3 separate regions of the Mus musculus genome follow, and regions 1 and 2 are each linked to region 3. Evidence: chromatin loops called from intact Hi-C (ENCODE). Cell type or tissue: left cerebral cortex. All regions are shown on one strand. Each heading gives the region's core, and the rest is flanking DNA. Links, peaks and the distances in the headings are about the cores only.

Region 1 (7,224 bases), core at 1,095-6,094, 150 kb after region 3:
GGTGAAGATGGTCCTCCCTGGTTACCACCAGAGAGGTACAATGAGCCCTTACCCTACTACCTGCATATGAGTCAACCAAGCCTCAGCCCTACCCAACCCCAGAAGGCAGAGCTCACCCCTGAGTCACACTGTCTCTGAGAGAAGAGATTCAGGCAATGCTAGCTGTCTAGACAAGCCTCCCAGGTCCACCACCAAATCCTGGACACAGTGTGAGCAAGGAGTGAGCAGTGTCCAGCCCCACAGGTGGGAGTGGTCAAGATCCCTGGTCAGGCCTGAGCTGAGGGTAGCGAGTCTCAGGGCCTGGCTCATATGCAGTAGTAAACATACATAACCGACTGCTGCGCATTTGTCTGTGGTGGGAGACATAAAGGGGGTGAAATGGCTGGGCTGGGGCTCACTGAACCTATAAAATTGATTAAGGATGATAACGATGGGAAAGGGAGGGGAAAACAACTTGGGAGCGAAAGAGCCTTTCAGGCCAGGATGGATCTGATGGGTAGACATTTGAAGCCATGACTTCAAAAATAAGGAAGGATGGTATAACATGGATAGACAGACAGACAGTCTTGACTTTAACTTTGGTATTAAACTGAAGGAGAGAGACCAGACTGCAGCCTGGGAAGTTAAGATCAATCATTAGGAAAAGCTCTGAGCAAGAATAACCACCATGGGGAGGGGAGACTGCTTTCATTTTACCAATAGTGGCTGTGACCTGGTCCAGAAGTAATGTGATACCAGTCCATGGCTTCCCATGCTGTATAGCATCCAAGGAATGCTGGGTGGCTATGGAGGCCAGTGCTTAGCTAACCTACCCTCCATACCCCGTGGAAGGTAGTGGGCCTGGCCCTTTTTCCCCCATCCCAGTCTACTCCAGACCCATCCTAACTTCAAACCCTCCCTCTGACTCTTGGCTTCAGCTTTTATCTTCCCATGCCTGACTGAGCACTCGAACACAGTATATAAGGACACTTGCCCCACCCCTGCTCTCCCTGCAACCCCTGCTTGCCATTACTCTGTCCTGGTTGCTATCCTACACGCCTACAGGCTGAAGGCCAGAAAGATGAGGGCAAAACACAGCCATGCACCTCCCCCATACAGGAGAGCCCAGTTGCAAGTAATAGCATGTAGTTGGGTAGCAACAGTCTACGGTTCCACGCCAATCACAGGCAGCTATGCAGCCATGGGTCACTGTTCCATGGCAACCAAAGAAAATTACATAGCAATGGATGAACTCATGCAACCAAGAAACAGTGACAAGCAACAGTACAGCCATGAAGCCCAGGTATGTGGCTGCATAGCAATAGAGCCAGGCGTAGGATGACATCACCCAGCCCTCCAGGGCACAGAGGCATAATTGTGGAACAGAGATTTACAGCAGCAGATAACTGAGGGCCCTGAGGCACCTGAATGGCAGTGACACCGTTGTGAGGTGTGTGACTTGGCACATGTGTCAGGAATGTCCGCAGCAGAGCCTGTGGGTGAGGCAGAGTGCCTTGTGACACAGTTGTGCAGTGACCCAAGGATGAATGAGTGGCCCCCTCTGCTCTCTCCTGTGGCCTTGGCTGAGCCACTCTCTGCAGCACGCAGCACCTGACTTCTGTGGCGCCTCCGTCGCTGTCTAGTGTCTCCATGTGTTCCCCAGAGAGCCTCAGATCCATTTTGTCTCTGGCTCCCTCCTGGGGAGGAGCCTACTTGGGATCACTGAAAATCGAACATTCTCTAGGAAGGGAGCTCTCTGGGACAGAGGAGCAGGTAGAGAGGATGTGGTCTTTGGTCTTCTGTGCAATGTTGTTCCCTTCCCCTCACAGCATACAGACCCTAACTGGAACTGCTACAAACCCCAGCCATTTCTTGCCATCTCTAGGCACCTAGCTCTGATGCAGTCATTTCAAGGGTGGTTTTTCTTTTTAGGGCAATAAAAAGCTCAGTACTGAGTGGGCTCAGTGAGATCAAGGGTAAGACCTCAGGCAGAACTAAGGGAAGTATTTGTGTCCCTTACAAGCAGCCCAGAACACATGCTTTTGGGAGTGTTGATCTTCCCAGTCACTCTGAAGGGACAGCTCTCCCAAGACCTACTTTGCCAGCATTTCGTCCTTAGCCCATGGACACCTGAACTACTTCATGCCAGCTAGCCCATGTGTCCTGGTGCCAGCGCCACTGCAGATGAGCTGAGGGGTTCCACTCACAAACACTCATGAGACATCTCCAAGTAGTCAGAAGCCTAGGATGACCCAGTCCAAGGAGTGCCCAGTCCTACACCCATTGAAGCCATGGGGGCAAGAGACAGGACTGAAGCCTGAGAACTGGACACAAGCAGCCACAGATCATCAGCCACACCGTGCAGACAAGCATGAATATGTGAGGGACAGACAAGCAGGGGAACATGATCCAAACAAAGGACCTCCCTGAAGGAGGGAAGAGAGGAAGAAGAAGGAGAGAGCACCTAAGAAGGCTTCCTGAAAGACGAGGACCAGGCTTTAGATAAGGTATTCAGTGTCTTTTCCACCCAGGGGTTTAAGCAGGGGTTGTTTCCCTCCATTGCCCTACACACACACACACACACACACACACACACACACACACACACACAATCATACATACATACACACATGTGCACACATTTGTACTTATCTGTTCACATACACACACATACACACATGCTCATACACACACTCACAATCATACACACACACTCACACATACACACATGTGCACACACTTGCACATATCCATGCACGCACACACATACACATATGCTCATAAACACACACACACACACACACACTCATGCCACTGTCTCTGGGTATTCCCATTCTCTCTGACATTACCCCCCACTCTCTCCCTCCCTCTCTTTCTTCTCTCACTTCACTCCCTCCCTCTGCCCTGCTCACAGCAGCTCTGTGGCCAACCAGAGGGCCCACATGCTAGAAGATGAATAATTGACAGGGTTGTTAAAAGATTCAGTGGAGTTTTTCTGAGCTCCCCACACTGGAATAACTCATTTCTTTCATTCTCTCTTTGAAAGCCTTTCCCCACCCTCCTCCCATCCCCACATCCCTGCCCCCACTCCCTAGCTCAAGATTTTCTTTTCTTTTCCTGAGTCTGTGGGTCCTACAAGTTTCCAACCTTCACCCCAAGGACTCTTTAAGTCACTAGCTGTCCTTGTCCTGGTTAAACTGCACTTAGGGGTGGCAGGGTGACTCCCCCTGACAGGGCTCCATTTGCACACGGAGAGAAAGGCCAGCTGGCTTCACCTGAGGCACATAGCTGAAGAAGTTCAGGCTCAGGCCAGGAGCTCAGACTGCCTAGGCCAAGGCCACCCTCCCCAGACTGGCACAGAGGGGATCCCTGCTGTGCCTGCCCAGTTCTGTCACTTCATGTCCCTGAGCCCTGATTGTCTGTAACATGGGAGAGCTGCTCCCTTGGGGAGCAGAGAAGACCGTGTGGCCTTGAGAAAGGGAGTCTGGTCATGTAGCAAAGACCCGTGTAGGCTGAAGCCTTTGTTCCCTCTTTGCATGGCCCTTTTGCTCTGGGAAAATCTACTCTGGCCATCTCCATGGCATGGACAGTTTTCTGCTCCAGGCCTGCCCCATTTGACCCTTCATCTTTTCTGCTTCCTTCAGTAGCCTCTGATCACAAAGCCGAGCCTCTCCTGGCCTGGCTCCATGCTGGGCCCTGCACTCACTCTCATTTCTCCTTGAAGTGACCTTGAACTCCACTCCCCTCTATGGGCCCCAGTTCCTGCCTCTGTCAGCAGAAGACATCGGAGCAGATGTGCCCTAGTTCTCTGAAGTGTGGCTGGAGCCTCTATCCTTCCCTAGACCCCACCCAGGTGACAGCAGGCTCAACGGCAGCCTTGGCTCACTCAGTGCCACCTAGTGGCAGAGGATGCATCCTATGCAAGAAACCTCAGTGGCTACCAGCCACAGCAGAGCAAGACCAAGGCCAAGCAGAAGATCCCCTTAGCCCTGAGAGGACATCTTCTATGGTTATAGCCATCACCTCTGCAGAACCATAGAGACAAAGAGCAGAGGAGAGGGACAGAAACCCAGGCAACCAAGAACATGAGCCACCTGTGCTCACCTCAGTGCCAAAATATTCACCTGGTTGGGTGTCCTTCAGGTCACAACACTGAAGCCAGCATCCATCTTCCCTGCCTAGCTGTTATCCCATCCCTCTTATCCTGCAGGCTCTACTGCCCCCAGTTTCTCTGCCTCGAATAGTCTATCCAGTTCCTATCACTCACACAGCACCAGTTCTCTGCCCTTGACCTCAAGGCACATGTCCACTATGCACCTACAAAGGCCCCATAGGTCCTGCTCCTCCAGGCTGGAAGTCTTCCCAGGGACCCGCACTTCTGCACCTCCTAACCAGGGAACCAAGAGGAAGGGGTTCTAAAAATAAATGCTGTGAATATGTGAAAGTCACAGCCAGCTGAGACCTCAACAGCTTCTTCTCTTTCCTGAGTCTGCCTTTGCTTCCTCAGTTCATGTGGCACACACGCGCGTTCAAGCACACACACACACACACAACACATACATACATACATACATACATACATACACACATCAGACAAGTACTCAATTACATATGCATGTTCACACATCAGGCACATACAGAAAGAGAAGGGGGGAGAGGAAGAGAGACACCGAGAGAAGGAAGGGGAGAGACACACAGTGACAGACAGGGAATCAGAGAGAGAAGAAAAGGAAGATTGAGGGAAGGAAGGATAGAGGGGGGCACACAGAGTGGGAGAAGAGAATGGGGAGAGAAGAGTGAGAAAGGAGAAAGAGAATTAATTACTAGGCCTTTGGGAAATAATGGAGAGGAGAGAGGTCTTCATCCCACACCGGACCTGTTGTCTCTCCTTCAGACTCAGGCTCCACTTGGCACCCACAGCTCTAACAGGCTATCTTCTGTCTGTTTCCAGGACTGTGTGAGATTAGAGAAACCATTCCACCTCTCTGATCCCGCCTTCTCATTGTTAAATGAAAGGAATATTGTCTCCTTGCTCCCTCTTGAGGCTGTGGGCAAAGCTAACAAGAGTGTGGGCAGTGGAAATGAAAATGTTAGGTCTGTAAGACCCTCTGAGACTGAAAAGAACAGACACAAATCTCCAGGCCTCCCCCATGACTCCATCTCCAGAACCTGTCCCCAGTCCCCTGCCCGCAGTTCCTCACCCTCCCCTTCCCCGCTGCGTCTCAGACGGGCCATTCTCCTTCTCCATCCATCACCTAAGACTAAAGAGATTAATAAACGAGACTCATAACTCAGCTACTGGGATGCGCCAGATATTTACAGCTGCGTTTCAATTTGCAGAGAGATTAAGTGTTTGTCGATTTATTGTCTCTCTGTGGGTGTGTGCTGGGAGCAAGCAGGCTGAGCAAGGCCCCCTGTTGGCCAGCTCCCCTCCCCCCATCACTCCCTCCCAACCACCATCCCCAGAGCTGGTAGAAACCAGTGCTGTCCAGCTTTGAAAGCCACTGCCCACTGGAAGGGTTTGATCCTGTTGACCAAGGAGACATAAGGCCATACCCAAGGTGAAAGCCCCCACCCACATCACTAGACTGTCTCCTGGACAGAGACTCAAGGTCCCAGCATCCCCTGCCCTACAACATCAAGCAGTGCCTGAAGTCACAGATCCTCCAGAAGGCCGATTACCAAATAGCTTTCCAGTTCACTCCTAAGCCCAGGGATGTGACTTAGGACATACGTGGACCTACCATTTATGCTCCTATTGGACCTAAAGACACTGGGGCTAGCCTGGAGGGATCTCTGCGGTGATTAACCAAAGGGTGCCTGCAGAGGCCCAGAAAAGGAAGTCAGCTTTGGAAAACTGGGGGAAAGAAGAGACCTCAGAGACCAAGAAGGAAAGACCAGTTAAGTGGAAGCTCAAGGAGCCAAGAAGGGGTTTGATACATACTAGGATTGAAAACATCAAGAACCCCCCTTTTTGTGTACCCCAGCTGCTGCTTATCTCCCCAAAGTCTATCATGTGAATGCATGCAGTCAGCAGCTTCTCTAGCAGCCGCTTTGTGTCCGGTCTTGTGACCTCACTACCTGGAACCCAGCACTAATTTGGGAAGTTGTAGCAGATTTCTGTCAAGAGCTATGTGACTTTTGAGAAGTCTCTCCACCTCTCTGATATTAAGTCCAGGGATCAATCATCCTGCTCACCTTTTGAGGTCTCTGAGAGGACTGGCAAGTGTGGGCTGCATCGCACTGTGGACCCTAAGGAGCTGTCCACTGTTCAGGAGACTTGCTAATGAGTATGTTCATGGGATCTTCTAGACTGCGCAGGGCAAGGGGAGACAGTACAGCTCACCCAGTACCTTCTCTCCAGAAGCCTGTCCTCAAGTGACAGTCACATAAAGATAACTCCATTCCAGGACACCTGTGCTCAGAAGCCCTGGGCCAGCAGAGAGACACATAGAGTATGGGAAAAGGGCATGACCAGGACCAGAACACAGTCTTCTCCCAGAATTGAATCCCAAGCTCATCTCTTCCTTTCTAGACCTCAGTTTCTTTATCTGTAAAATGGGGGGAACATAGCCCTCTAGGAAGGAGAGAGAAAGGGTGTAGTGCAGAGAACTGAAAGGCTGCTGGAATGTGGGCTGGCCAGCTCAGGACCTGGCCCAAGTACCTGAAGGATCTGGCTGAGAGATGCTGAGGAGTGACCACCCAGGGCAAGGGCCCCCAGAGGCAGGATAAATTACCCTCAGAGAGAGCTCCAAATCATTGGAAGACCTGTGCCTGGAAGTCCCCCTGCAGACCTTCCCTTCTCTGGGTCAAGCTGGGCTCTGATCTACGGGTGGGGTCCTGGATTTGATAACATCCTCTCCATCACACTTAATGAGGCTGGAGCAAGTGACTCTCAGCAAGATGCCAGCACTGCCCGGTGGTCCACTCCACGGACCATCCTGCCCTTGAGTAACTGGTGCTGGGCCGGCAAGGGTGTGGTGTCCACGGGAAATAAGGTAGAGAAGATGAGGTCATTAGTTCTTGGGGCTGAGTCATCAATTCTCAAAGAGGCACAGGCAGTGGACGCAGGGAGAGCTGGGGAGATTTGCTGACCTGGGCACTGGAGCTAGTCCCTTGTGCAAGCTGCCAGCCCTCTCATCCGACTCATGATACTAGGCACACAGTGCCAAGCCTATGTGTTAATACAGACAATTTCAGCCCCCAAACTTTTAGTCAGTTTTTCTTCCAACCTGATATTGTACA
Region 2 (7,224 bases), core at 1,136-6,135, 170 kb after region 3:
GGTGTTTGGGTTTGTTTTCCTTTGCTTCCTAGAGAGTTCCTTTCAAAAACATCCACCCATGTCTGCACTGAACTAAAAGGAAAGGAATTTGCCCAGGCCGTCAGGAAAACAGAGCTGGAGGCCTCTGGGGTCACGGGTGGGGTGTGGAGCCTTGTGCCTGTTGGGAGGAGGGTGAGCCCAGCTTAGGTTGCTGGGGCCTGGGTACGGCTAGGACAGTACAGCGAGATTCAGGGAGACAAAGGGCGAGACCAGTGGGTGAAAGAGCCATAAGAAGGAGACAGACAAAGGGGACAATCAGACAAGACAGAGCTGGAGGACAGGGCATAGGGAAGGTTTCTAAGTAGCAGTATCAGAAGCCTAAGGTCCTGAAGGACACCCCCCCCCCCATGGCCCTCTCTAGGCCTGTCATTTCCTTGCAATTCACTGGCAATGTGTGAGCCTGTTCTATCACCCCATCCAAGGGTCCCCCGCCTCAGTTCAAAAGAAAGAGGCCCCATGGTTTGCCTCCTGCTTGCTTCAGGGCTAGCCCCAGTCACCAAGCAGACACTTGTTGTAGCAACAGTCCCCGAGGACCCAAACTGGGTAACAGAGCTGCTATCTGCACAGATGGGGGAGCCAGGAGACCCAGCCCCTCCAGCTCCCAAGGTTGCCCTGGGCCTAGTTGACAGCCGCTCTGTAAGTCTGCCCCCATACCCATTGATTCTCATGATGGGTCAGCTCCTTCAAGCTGCAGGTGTGTAAGGGTGTGTTGCCAGGCAACCAGCAGAGGCATTCCCAGAGCCAGCCTGAGTAGGAGGTAAGGTGGGGGAGGGCCAGGACACCACTCCTAGTTGATCCTGGTCTCAGGAACCTTTGATGGGGGTCCCGGTTCTAACCCAGGCCACTAGAGCCCACACTCAGAACCCAGAGAAGGAAGAAGGCAGATGAGGGGAAGAAAACAGAGGACGGGGCTTCTGGCAGTCAGCGGACAGCATCAGAGAAGGCCCATGGGTACAATCACAGGCAGCCTCTCTCTGAAAGCAGGGGAATAAGGAGGTGACCAACGGGAAGGATCCTTGTGATAGGGTTATCAGAATCACTTTGGGGAGAGCTCTGTCCCCTCTACAGCCCCCTGAACAGCAGCCCTGGACTCCCTGGCCTGAAGGCAAGGGTCAGTCAGGTCAGCTCCAAACTGCAACCAGCAGAGGCAGGACTCTGAGCCACATGCTGGAGGAAAGCTGATGCTGGCTTACAGGGTACAGGCTCTTTCTGGAGAAGGAGGACCCAGAGTGGAGCCTTGAAAGCTGGGTAAAGCCGAGCAAGGCCTGGGGGCAGGGCACAGGAGCAGGAAATTAGATGGCATCTTTCAGAAAGCTCTACAAACCTCTGTGCCCATTCAGGCTCCAGCCCTGTGGTCCTGGCTCGGCCCAATTAGCCAGCCTGGCTCCTGCAGGGGCCAATTAAACAGGGGCCGGGGTCAGATGCAGGCCAAGGCCCTGTAGCCCCTCAGAGCTTCAGGAAGGTAAGCACAAAAGCTTTCTCTGCTGCTTGGGAAGGAAAAGAACAGAAGACAGAGAAAATGCAATGTGCTTTTGTTTCTTTGCTGTAACCTTGGACTGAATAAAGGAGCTACTGTGTCCCTATCCCCGGGAGGGCAACCTTTATAGAGCAGGGGAAACTATTTGCAATAGCACTTTGCATGGATTTGTTGTGATTCAGAGGCCCAGCTGTCAGTCAAGGGAAATTATTTGATGAACAGAATTTCAGATGAATAGGTCCTCTATTCTAGAACCTGCTATGGCTCCCAACTACTCTCTGTGCTAACACCGAGCTCCTGAGGCTGACACCCTGGACACAACCCACCCTGGATAATTGGGCAGGCCGGGCAAACTGGGCCTGCTCCAGATCCCTGGCCAGGTCCACCTGTGTGCTAGGATGTTCACCTGTGGCTATAATGTCCACCTGTGGCTATAATGTCGATGGGTGTGCTATAATGCCCACCTGTGTGGTATGAAGTCCACCTGTGTGCTATAATGTTCACCTGTGGCTATGAAGTCCACCTGTGTGGTATGAAGTCCACCTGTGCTATAATGTCCACCTGTGGCTATGAAGTCCACCTGTGTGGTATGATGTCCACCTGTGCTATAATGTCCACCTGTGGCTATGAAGTCCACCTGTGTGCTATGATGTCCACCTGTGTGCTATAATGTCCACCTGTGGCTATGAAGTCCACCTGTGTGCTATAATGTCCACCTGTGGCTATGAAGTCCACCTGTGTGCTATAATGTCCACCTGTGGCTATGAAGTCCACCTGTATGCTATGAGGGCCCAGACCTTGCAGCTGTGCTGGCCTCCGGCCTGCGATGCAGCTCTTCTCAAACATCATCTAATCAAGTCCCACCTCTGCCTCAGAAACCAGGATCTGACCCAACAGTTTCCCTGGAGGTTCCTGGGAGAAGGGGCCCCAGGGTGGACCCTTAAAGATGGGGCAAAGTTGAGGAAGGCCTCAGAGCAAAGGATAAAAACAAAAGGCTGGGTGTGACTTCCAGGAAGTCCCAGCCCATGCCCACACTAGCCCTGCCTCCAGCTTCTTTACTGGCCTTTGCCTGGCCAGAGACACCTCCCTCATCTCTTGCTTCTTATTTATACTTCTAGCAGTGAGTAAGGTCCTCTGCATGGCCAGTGCCCACACTGCTACTGGCTGTTGGGGTGTGTGGGCGTGGTCGCTAGTAGATAGCACTGCCATCCTGGTATGGGTCAGGGTAGCTGCTGGTCAAAGCAGGTGAAGCTTCAACTGTGTCCTCAGTAGGAATGGCTTGGAGGCTGGGCTAGGGCAGCCAGGCTGTTACCACGGCTCCTTCTTCCCCTGGTTAGTTGGGCTTCTCCCTGGGAAAACAGTGGGCTTAGGAGAGAGGAGAGTTCCCGTCATTTTCCCACCTCCTAAGGGTCTCCAAGGCCAGTGGCCAATTTGCTTGGGGTTGGGAGGGGAATGACACGGGACACACACTTAGACTCCACCCCTCCATGAGAGGGAAGGGTTTTCAGCTGTCCTGATGCTCCACCAGGAAGGAAGGAAGGAAGGCTAAGAGGAGGACCTAGCTATAGGAACGCAGAGAGCCAGGAGGCAGGGCCTGGAGGAGAAGCTGGCTGTGTAGAGAGTAGAGGTAGCTGGGAGCTGAGAGCCATGCTGGGTAGGTGGAGAGAATTGGGGCAGGGTAGCACTTCAGGTCCTCCACCTAGACCTGGCTGCCTGGGTTCCACAGAACACTCTGTTTATAAACATCCAGGGTACCTGTACCCCTTAGGAATGAAACAAAAGACCAACCAGACCTCAGCAAAGGGAATGGAATGGCCTCCCTTCAGACCTGTTACAATCAAGGAAACTAGACAAGAACCTGGCCATCCTTAGGTGTGGGCTTGGGTTTAGGGATAGGGGAGAGCTGGGCTCTACAAAGGCAGCTGGTAGCTCTAGGTCTGTGGAGTATGCTAGTTGGGCAGAAGAATTTTCTCTCTCTGCAAAGATGTGGGAACATGAGGGAGAAGAGTAACTAACGCTTTCTAAAGCACAGCTCTTCCTTCCCGCCGGTTCTGTGTGCGTGAGGGTCAGCTTCAAGTCAGCCCCAAGTGATCCCGCTGTGGGGGAAGTTAAGATAGCTTTATTATGGGTCTTGTTCCAAGCTCACCCTCATGCCTCAGGCCCGTAATCTGCCCTCGAGCTAACAAAGGACCCAGCTGACGTTTAAGAATTGCTGTGTGATGGCGCCCATCGTAGCCAGCCCAGGTCTGGGAAGAACTATTGGATCACCTGGAGAAAGGACATGTGTGCTGGGGGGTGGGAGTGGGGAGGGTGCCTAGATGTTGAAACACTATTCAGTTCTCTTTACCACACAGGCTGCCAGGCATCTCAGGAAGCCTTGGCCGCCTCTTGGGACAGACTAAAAGCAGAGTATTGGCGGGAGGCGGCTGCCCTCTGGCGGCAGCAAAGACAAACCACACACCAGCATCTCGTGCCTACCAGCACTGGCCGTGGGGCTTAGGACCAAAGGCTAAGCTAGCCCACTGGCTCCAGATCCCTGCTCTCAACCCTGTCAACACTTTCCACAGCCCCAGCATTCTTCAGGAGCCCCGTGGCTTTGGCTCGGCCACCCGGCTTTTGCCACTTGCGAGGTTCCTCAGCACCCACCACCAATACCTTGGTCTTTTCTCTCCCCATTTCTCAAATCTGAACATGCGCGCTCTCCCTGAGACACATGTCCTAGAAAACTGCCTTCCCAGTGCCCCCACAGTCTGTTGGGTCCACACCCATTGTCTTCATCTTGTTTCTATGGAACTGCCTCCTACTTCAGGCGAGGGTCCTGCCGCCTCCGCCAGGCAAGGGTCCCACAGCCTCTGCCAGGCAAGAGTGCCGCCGCCTCTCATGCAGCACTACTCTTGGTCCCTATACCCCTCTGTTCCTACGTATTTTAGCAGCCAGCGAGCCCTTACTATACCCCCCTCCAGCGTGGGCCCTTCAGTGCCCAGCAGCAGAGACCAGGCTCCTGAGCCCACGTCTCTGCTTGCCCTGCTGCTCTCCCTTGCTCTCCCCTCCCCACAACTTCTCCTCTGCCTCCTCCTCCCAGGTACAGCCTGCCCATATGCCCCCAGGAAGCTTTCTCAGGTTTCCTAGCCCAGACGGGCCTCCTGGAAGCCCCTTCTGCCACAGACACGGGAAGTGTCTGCTACCCCATCAGTGTAGAGTGAACCACCAAAGGCAAGGACTGTCTAGCTTGGCTCTCTTCTAGGACCTGAGTGGCCCAGAACTGTACAAAGTGGCACTCAGCAAGCCTTGAGCACCCTGGGGGATATCGTGCTGCTTTGGGCACAGGCTTTGTGACAGTCTCTGGGCACGCTGCTCACAGCCTCAGTTTCTCTATCTGCATAGCGCTGGTACAAGGGCTATCCTGACTACATAGTTGGCGGTGTGTTTAGAAGATCCTCACTGGGTAATATGCTTTATACTTTACCATAGCACTGACCAGGGTCTAAGCAATCTCCCTAGGGCACTTGTCAGAGAATCCCCACTGTCCTCCCACTGTGACTCATCCCATAAGAAGAATTTCGGGGCCCACTGCCCAGGGCCATTCTTGAATATGTCTTTAAAGAAACTTAAAGTGATTCTAAGAAGTGAGTTACTATTTCCAGGCACCCTAGTGCTCATCAGGGCTAACCTTCCTACTGTCCTCAGATGGCACTAGTCCTTGGGGGCTGACTTCTCATCCCGAAGATGAGGACACTGGAGTTTTGTGCTGTGACTGCAGTAAAGTCCACTCCTGGGCAGCTGGGAAAAGCAGAGCCTGGCACTCTGACTTGTCTCACTCTGGCAGGCTCTGAAGGTCCTAGGAGGGAGTGTTAGTGGGTAAGGAACCTTGGGGTCAGGCACAGTGGCATTTGAGTCGGGCATACCTGTCCCTCCCCCAGAAGGTAACAAGAGAGTGAGACAGCAAGGAAAATCCAGAGCATAGGGTTCTCAAGGCTAGGACATGACGCACAGCGTGGCCCTGAGGGCAGCCCGGCTGCAGGCTGTGGCTAGAGGTCAGGGCTGCCAGCTTGAACCTTGTGGTCAGTCTCCCAGCCCAGCTGTGCTGACAAGGTCCCCACTTGGCCATGCAAATGGAGGCATTTGAGGTTCCCACAGAAACAGACTCTGGCCAGAGTAAAGAAGATGAGGCAGGAGCCCACACAGTCTCCAGACGGAAGCCCCTCTTCCAGGGTGAATAGGCAGGGCTGGGCTAAGAGGCTGGGGAGGAAGAGAAGGGGAGGGCTACTCTTCAAGGGATGGAGTCCCTGGGACCCATTGATCCTCCTCCAGAAGGACCTGATGGCTGTGGCAGGGCCACCTCACCAGAAGCCAACCTCTCCCTCTGTCCTTCCCTTCTTCGTTATGATCCCTGTTTTCTTCCTCTGTAGGGAGGGTACAAATAACAGATCAGAGCTTAGTCCCTTCACAGCCCAGAACTGCAGAGATGGTGAACAGTGGGGTCTTAGAAAGGATAATCCCCTGCTAACCGGACCCCAAGGGGCTGGCAACCTCTTGTCCAAAATGTCTTCTATGTGCACATACACATCCCCTCCCAGTTAAGGTCAGAATGGTGTTGACTCCCCACATGATCTCTTCATTTCGCAATAGTCTGGCCTACTCTCTGTACAAGGACAATTAATTCTAGGACATTCCTTACAGACAGACCAGGCACCAGAGAAGCAGTAGTTAGTGTAAGACTATAGACTGTGCTGCATGGATCATCCTTGAATATGATTTCCTGTATCTGTGCACATGGGACTGTGTATGTATGGAGGCGATAACCATATAAGCTAATAACCCCATTTGGGGCCACTCTAATCAGAGCAGCATAAGATACTGAAGCATCGAGGAAAGTACAGAAGATGAATATCCTCTGTTGAGATATCAGAGACTTCCTTCAGCCAAGCTCTGAGCCCTAGATCCAGCCAGGCATCGGATGAGTCATAAAGTGAAGGCCACCCAGCAGAGGGGGAGCCAGCAAGCCCCGGGTAGTAAGAAAGAAAGAAAAAGAGTTTAAGTGGAACAACCCGTTGAAACAGAAGTAAGACCAACTCTCTGACACCTGCACAGCCCAACCTGAGCTCACAGCAACACCTAGGCCTCCAGGAGGTCCCAAGTTCCACACATGTCCCTGACACCAAATTGTGTGTGTGTGTGTGTGTGTGTGTGTGTGTGTGTGTGTTTGTGTTTGTGTGTGTGGTCCCAGGTTCAGGGTCCCAGTTAGCACTCTGTCTGAAGATACCAGATGGGCATAGATCTGGGGAAGCCAGAACAGATGCTAGGGAGATAGAGCCAATACTGGCACCAGTCAGAGGGACTATAGCCAGAAGGCTAGACAGCAGTGGCAGATGACTGGTGGTGTCCGATGAGTTCCTGCTGGCTGGGGACTCCCCTCCCCTAGAAAGCCATGGCACACCATGCAGCAGGTGGGAGACTATAGCTGGGATATAGTTGGATTCCGCCCCCAGGCAGCTGGAGACCAGGGGAGAGTTGGATGTAGAGTTGTGTTTTCTGGATCCTGGGAGGCCCACCCACAGGAGCAAGGCATCCCACAGCCCAGAAGTCCACAGGCAGCTCAGAGGGCTCACTTGCCTCCCATCTCTGAGCCGTTCTCTTCCAGAACCTTGCTTGCCTGTATCTCAGATCTCAGTCTCTCTCTCTCTCTCTCTCTCTCTCTCTCTCTCTCT
Region 3 (7,224 bases), core at 1,040-6,039:
AATTTATTCCCAGGCCATGAGTTTTTGTTTCCTCAGTTTCTTTTTCTTTTTTGTAAAGATTTATTATTATGCATAAGTTCACTGTAGCTGACTTCAGGCACACCAGAAGAGGGCATCAGATCTCATTATTTGGATGGTTGTGAGCCACCATGTGGTTGCTGGGATTTGAACTCAGGACCTTTGGAAGAGCAGTCAGTGCCCTTACCCACAGAGCCATCTCTCCAGCCCATTTCCTCAGTTTCTTCTGGGATATGTTTTTCTTCGGTGCAGCCTTCTCTTCTGGCTTTGGAAAGGTCTGTTCCTTCTCAGTGAGGATCATCTCAATGTGGCAGGGGGAGCTCACGTATGGGTTAATCCGGCCATGAGCTCTGTAGGTTCGTCGGCGCAGCTTAAGTGCCTCGTTCACCTGGATGTGTCCAATGACTAGAGAATCCACATCTAAACCCCTAAGTTCAGCATTCCTCTCTGCATTTTTAAGCATGTACAGCAAAGATTCAGCATTCTTTCTTGGCCACCATCCCTGTGTCCAGCCCCACTGTTTTGGCCTGGGTGCATTATACCGCCAGAATGGCACACATTGCTTCTTTAAAGTGACATCCTTCAGATACTTGGCGGCTTTGCGGATATGCATACCCTTGATGGCCTGGGCAGTTTTCCGGGTCTTCTTGAAGTGAACAGGAAGGTTTGAACCTCTTGATTTGCATGATTTGGGGGGGGGGTTCTGGGTCAAGAGAGTAGCAAGCCATCTTCACAGGCCACCTCTGGCTGCTTACAGGAAGAGGAAGTACCTCCTTATCATTTTAAAAATACCATTCAAGTTAAGAATTTACACAGCAATTGTGGAAGTCAAACAGCCTAATTCAATACAATTCAAAGATATACTAATTTGATATGTATACACTGTATAGGATGTAAATGACTATAGAAAGATATTGTCATTGTCTCCCTGATTAAAATATTATGTTTCTATGAGAGCAGGAAACTTTGTATGGACAGTAAACCCCCTGCCATTCACGACATAAAACAGTCCTCAGTGTGAACCAAGGCATTTCTCGGGGCTTTTGTTCCTGTTGGGTGTCATGGCGGTCTGCACAGAGCAAAGTGTTCATGGTGTGTATTCAGAACCAAGCCGGCAGTGATGTTGCAAGCTACAACACGGGCAAGCACTGCTCGAAACACCTCTTCTGGTAGAGTGCTATTTTGAATTAACTTTGATCATTGTTCATTCAGAAGTCTTTTACTGTTGCCAGAGTCTTCACAGCTCACACATCCAGCTATACAACCCCATGTGACGTCACAACCTACAGCTTCAGAAAACGAGCACTGGTCTGGTGGGCACTGGTCTGTGCTGCTGTTGAAATCCTCTAACAGCCTCAGTGAGCACAGCCAGCTATCCTATGAAGGGTAAGAGAAGAGAAAGGGCCCAGGGGCTGCTGATATGGCACAGAGTCCACCAGCCCTGCAGCCTGCTTTGCAAGATGACAAGGTTACTGGTCTCTCCCCTTTAAGGTGGGACTTTTACCATTGGCAAATGGATCTTGCATGACACCCCAGCACCCTGCCCCTGATTTCTCTTTCAGAAAATCTATCTTCTAAGATATGAGTCACGATACCCCTGAAGAACCCAAAGCCATCGGATCTACCTGGAGCTGGAATTATATGTGGTTGGTTGTGACCTGTCCAATGTGGGTGCTGGAAATTGAACTCAGATCCTGCTCTTAACCTCTGAGCCATCTTTTCAGCCCTTAAATTCTTTAAGATGTTTAAATCTTTGTGTATATGTGTGTGTGCACGCCAATCACTGGTGCATGTAGAGGTTAGGGGACAACTTACAGGAATTCATCCTGTCCTTCCATTGTGTGGCTCCTGAGGCCCAGGTCATCTAGCTCGGTGAAAAATGCCGTTACTAATTGCTGGACCATGCTCCTCCATCACCCTTCCTACCTTTCCCTACTCTTGATCACATTGAGTCTTGCCATGGGGAAGCTGGCCACTCAGGGCCCTCTCCTTGGGGAGCCAGCCCTGCATTGGTGGAGTGGGGCACCATGCATGAAGAGTGCCATGCCTTCCAAGAAGTCCCGAGAATCGGCAAAACAAAAGCACACCCAGACAGAGTACACAAGCTACCGCCAGAAGAGCCGCCTAATGCTCACAGCAATGCCAGTATGTTAAGCTAATTTAATGAAAGCTCTGGAAGGAAGGTCGTGGGCTAGACCTGGGTTTGTTAATAATGTCAGGCTTCATTTGAACCGCTCCAGAAATCCCTCCCCACTGCCTCCAGCTACCTGCCACAGGTTGCTGTTTTCCTCAGAAATCAACAGTCTTCTCATACAAAAAATGTGGGCTTGCTTTTGTTTTTCTCTAGAAAAATAATTAAAGTCCCGGAGCTCAATAAATACTTAAAGAGAATGCAGTTTTAATTAAAAACCTTCTGCCGATGCTGTGGTGGCAAGTGTTGCTTCCCAGGCAGGCATGCTGGTGACAGCCACATGCATCGCAATCTGCTGAGGATATGAAACCAAAAAACCTGCACAGATAATAGCGGGTAATTCTGACTCTTCACAGAAGGGGCAGGTGGTGAAGAAAGATGTCTACGGGCAGAGCCAAGCTCTTCTCCCTGTGGGATAAGCAGGACATAAGCACCAGGAACACACGTGCCAGCGTGTTCATCTCATCTAGACCCAAGGCTTTAAGACAACAATGGTGGCTGATTCTATCCAGCAACTGGTGAGGAAAATGTGCTTCACTAAGCACCAAGTACCATAGACTGAGTGCTTGACAATGTCTTGGCTCGTTTAATACTCATGAGGAAATTCATTCATATTCGTTCTAAAGATTTATTTATTTTTATTTCACCAGGAGGGGGGAATGGCTGCATGGGTAGATATATCTGTGTGCCACCTCTACATCTGATGCCTGGGGAGGGGTCCAACTCAGGTCTGCTGCAAGAGCAGCCAGTGCTCTTAACCACTGTACCATCTCTGCAGCCTCTGTCCTTTATTTCTTAGAGATGTAGAGAGGCTAAGCCAGGGCCTCATAACTGGTGTGTGATAGAGTCTGGTGCTGGAAAGAAAAATGATGGCTTAGAAACAGGGAGTGTTTCTTCTCTGGGGAGTGACCTTTCTGATAGAAATTAGGTTAGGAAAGAAAAGTGGAAATGCTTGCTGGAATCTCCTGCCCGCCGTGTGTGTGTGTGTGTGTGTGTGTGTGTGTGTGTGTGTGTGTGTGTGTGTGAACTTGTTAACTTGCAGGCACTGTAAAGTGTGAGACAGTGTGTTCCACAGCTTCTGGATGTAGGGCAGCTGGAGGGAAGGTCTCCCGAGCAGGCTACTGATGCCAGGCCATCTTGTTCTTGGAAGCTCTTCCTACACCCTTTGGCCAGTTCATCAGATCACCCACGCACCACATTAAAATACAAGGGCGCATGACAGAGCAGTTGCTGCAGAATCATGCACACATTACCTGGCCTAAACTTTTAGTCAAACACCCATTCCTTCCGTTTTCTTCCCCCACTCTAGCCCAGCTTAAGGCCAATAAGTTTCCTTTGTCAGCTCAGAGACATTTTAGAAGCCTCGGGCAAAGTAAGGAGAGGCAGGGACAGGCCTGCAAGAGAAGGCGCTCCTGGTCAGGGTCAGGGAGGTATGATGGGAGTTCTCTTGCCAGTGCAACTATGCACACCAATTAACTCGCAGGAGAATGGTGCACTGTTGGATTCTGGGCACTGGGAACCCAGTGGGCCACGAACTGGCCAAACCTGTTAGAGTAAGGAGGGCCGATTGTGTTTTCATGGAGGCACAGACTGGGTATACCTAGAGAAAACTCGAGGATTTTGGTCAAGCATGCCCCGGCGATAGCATTTCCCAACAGCACTGCAAAGCCACAGGCAGGGCTCTTTGGTGCCCAGGCCTGCTCGTGCCATCCCTTCAAGGTCAAGGCCTTGTTTCTGCACAGTTCAGGCAGTATCCAGCAGGGGGAGCGCGGGTACCAGGGTTGAACTCCAGATCTCCGCGGACCTAGCCCGGGGAGCAAGTCCGAGGAGCCTTCGGTTTCAGCGATCCCACCACTTGGACAACCTGGGACCTCAAAGGTTGAAGTTTGTGGAGGTCAATCCACAAAGAAGTCTAGGGGCGTTAGCTCTTGGTCTCTGCGTCTGTCTGGAGTCAGGACTGCAGCTTGGTAAAAAGCTTGTCCCTGAACTGAACAGATTCTGAATCGGAAGCCCTCTGTTTTCCAGCTTGACAACTTTTCTGTCGCTCATTCCCCCCCCCCCCCTTTACTGCACTCGCCTGATTAAATACTTGTTCCTTTAAGATCAAAGACGTAGGGCAGGGGTGGGAGGTGGGAAGTGTTTCTATGCCGTCTCTCCTTCCCTAGGTATTATTAACCGTAAAAGCAATCGACGGCAATTCTGGGCGGCGCCAGGGCTCTGCCTGCCGTCTTCTAGCAGAGCTCAGTGGTTGAATCAGGAATTGCAGCTCCTACCCAAGACCCTGCGGACGCTGCTAGCGGCGACTCCGGCTGGCCTTGTCTGGACCGGCACTGGGTTCTGCAGGGTTGAAGACGGGGTAAGGGATGTCTTCTCCCTGGTGCAAATTCGGGCAACAGAAGCATTTTTCGGGAGAGTGGGTGGGAAGCTGGGTTCCACGGGAATCAGTACCCCAGCCAGCGTGGTCGCCACGCCCTTAAACTATTCTGTAGACGCTGGAACCGCCCTCTCTACAGGGAGTCCCCTGGTTTCAACCTCTTTAGGGAAGAAAGCCAGAGTTGGGAGAGCTTACCCCAGACACTCCTGCACGTCCGTGCGATCGAGAGAGCTCATGAGCCCATTCTTCCTTCCAGCCCTCGGCCCTTCGCTCCTCCTAAGTTATCCCTCTGCAGGCTTGCGTCCCTCCAAACTCAAAAAAAGAGAGCTGACTAGAAGTAAAAATCGGATGAGTGGATGTTCACTGGCGGAGGAACGCCCACGCCTTGCGTCTTTCTCTCCCCCACCAGGAAAGTCCTCAGGATTCTCCATCCCAGAACACTAAGAACAGCAGAACGTCCCTCTGCTGCCACACCCTCTTCTGGTGCGAGGCACCCCCCACCCCCTCAAGGTTGCTAGAACATGAACAATACGACAGACATTCCTCTTACTTTGCAGACAAAGAAGTCGGTATCGGGCGGCTATTCCAAATCTCTGAGGCCTTGTCCCAGGTTAGAGCCTTGTGCTGGACGGCCTCAGACGTACAGGATTCCAGGCAGGGAGGAGTCAGAGTTCTCATCTCCTCTCCCTTCTCAAAGACATCTTCCCTGGATCGCTCAAGCACCCTCTCCTGGTTCGGTCTGTGGGGTTTCCAGGCCCGAGCAGGTGTGAAGTTCTAGATTCCGAACTTGGCTGAGTTTGTGGGGGTCCCATCAGCCCGTAGCCAGGAGTAGGAAAGAGGGAGGGACCAAAGTGAGCACACACCAGTGTGTTCATATTTAATTTACAAAGGAGCCTCAGAAACCCTGCCGGGTGGTCCCTTTAGATGCAGCGTTCTTCCTGCATCTCTCTGCGCCCCCCTCCCTAGCTCATTAAAATGCTTAACACTCAAATCGGGGTATTGATCTCTGCAGAGGCCCCAAACACACTGCCATCCAACCAAGACAGAAGACTGACTCTGATGAGGGCTGGGAGACCCCAGCACCCCAGTATTACAGTGTATATGAAAGAGAAGGAGGGGACTCTCTACACATCTCTCAAAATCTATGCCCCCTTACCAGTTCTGGCTAGCAGCTCTGTCTCCTGGGATGCCATAGGCGGGGGAGTGAGATGATGCATTTTAGTCAAATCCCTAGACATCCCTTGAAATTCTCCTGCTCATCGCTAAAAGAAATGTCCAGGGTTTGCCAAAGAGAACAGCGAGTCCCGAGTCTGCTGAGGCCAGCTGTTACATGAGGGTGTGAGATGGCAGGGCGGTGGCTGCTGCCTAGGCTTTCACAGTGTGTGTGTGTGTGGGGGGGGTGCGAGCATGCAGGGGTTGATGGCCAGCTTGCTAGAGATGCTGAGAGGATACTGAGGAGCGGGGTGGTGGTGCAGGAAATGCTCAGGGGTTGTAAGTCCCTAGTCCACAGCACTCAAGAGGAGCAAACGGTTTTTGTAACTATCCTGGTCCCTGTAGCCACTATTAGTGGGCAACCTTGGTGTCCTGTTAGCCCGCAGCAAGCAAGGGCAGAGTGAGACACTTGGGTGAGTTCAACCTAATGTTTTAGGAGCTCAGAAGACACCCACTCCACTGTGAGCACTAGGTAGCCCACGGGCAGTGGAGTGCACGCGCTGGTTTTGCCACAAAAGACCTGAGCGTGGAGTTCAGGCTCAAGAGGCTGAGCAGGGTCTGCGATGGGCTGGGGAGGTGGGCGTCTCCTCTCCGCGCACCCTGCAGGGCTGCGCCTACTAATCTGGCGAATTAGTCTGGCGGTGATTGGGGGTGGAGGGGAACCAGGATTTGTATCTGCCCAGATCCAGGCAAAATATGACAGAGAGGGTGAGGCGTTCTGCTAACACTATCAATTATGCATCGTGTTGAACGAAGCTTCGGGGAGGGGGAGGCTAGCAGGCGGCAGGAGGAAAAGGGTCCGGGAGAGCCAGGCAGCGCAGTTCAGCAGGTCCCACTGGAGGTCTTTCTGCGCCACTGCTTGCTTTGGAGAGGGGGGAAAAAAGTGTTTAAAGGCAAAGACACGCCCCTCCAGTCCTATGCTTTTCTTTCTCCCAAATTCCTCAAAGATGGTTTGTCTCACGTGTTGCGGGGCGTAGAACGGCTCGCATTCAATTAGAAGCGAAGCTCGCGGGCGCTGGCGGGACGGGCGCGTGAGGGTGAGTGAGCGTGGATATTTGTGTGCGCGCAAAAGAGAACGGTGAGTGTTTGAGTGAAGGTGTGCTTGTGAAAATGTGTGTGAAAGTAGGGAGAACTTAGCGCGTTGACGCGATTATTACATGTTGACGAGTAGTTCTAACCTGTGAAAGTCATGTGAAGATGTGTGTGTGTGTGTGTGTGTGTGTGTGTGTGTGTTGGGGAGGGGTTTGGAGACATAAGGAGGAATAGTGACAATGTCATCGAATGTGTAAATGTGGGGAGAAGTAGAAAATGGGTGCTAGGGGTACGGTGGGCTGGAAAGGGCGGAGCCTTGGGCTATGGGCGTATGGAGCCCCTTGAGACCGACAGGTCTCAGCCTGAGGTGAGTAGAGGATCTCTATGGCTTTAACAA

Evidence for each region. Peaks named below come from ENCODE experiments on the same cell type or tissue, not always from the same donor. Only the 100,000 strongest peaks of a DNase experiment are listed, where the experiment ranks them.
Region 1: a loop joins it to region 3, with 5 times the contacts of the local background. A loop is called at or near these places in 20 of 42 quality-filtered maps.
Region 2: it touches region 3 in a loop (7-fold over the local background); 31 of 42 quality-filtered maps call a loop at or near these places.

What each region holds. Positions count from the first base shown.
Region 1 is chr9:58,049,918-58,057,141 of GRCm38, reverse strand. The region is part of intron 11 of Ccdc33 (coiled-coil domain containing 33); the gene reads left to right. Among named protein-coding and RNA genes, the nearest start is that of Gm16130, 21 kb to the right of the region's middle. In left cerebral cortex, for the core only: CTCF peaks have their summits at 3,890 (motif pointing left) and 5,030 (motif pointing left); DNase peaks (open chromatin) are centred at 3,854 and 4,985; H3K27ac peaks cover 1,325 bases.
Region 2 is chr9:58,035,415-58,042,638 of GRCm38, reverse strand. All of the region lies in intron 11 of Ccdc33 (coiled-coil domain containing 33), which reads left to right. All of the region lies in intron 4 of Gm16130 (predicted gene 16130), which reads right to left. Among named protein-coding and RNA genes, the nearest start is that of Gm16130, 6.8 kb to the right of the region's middle. In left cerebral cortex, for the core only: a CTCF peak has its summit at 3,957 (motif pointing left); DNase peaks (open chromatin) are centred at 1,380 and 3,935; H3K27ac peaks cover 40 bases.
Region 3 is chr9:58,201,560-58,208,783 of GRCm38, reverse strand. It overlaps Islr2 (immunoglobulin superfamily containing leucine-rich repeat 2), which reads left to right and starts at 6,499. Exons shown (of 3, transcript NM_177193.5): 1 at 6,499-6,832. It also overlaps the pseudogene 1600029O15Rik. In left cerebral cortex, for the core only: CTCF peaks have their summits at 3,955 (motif pointing right) and 4,500; DNase peaks (open chromatin) are centred at 4,509, 4,963, 5,291, 5,875 and 1 more place; H3K4me3 peaks cover 1,008 bases; H3K27ac peaks cover 1,058 bases.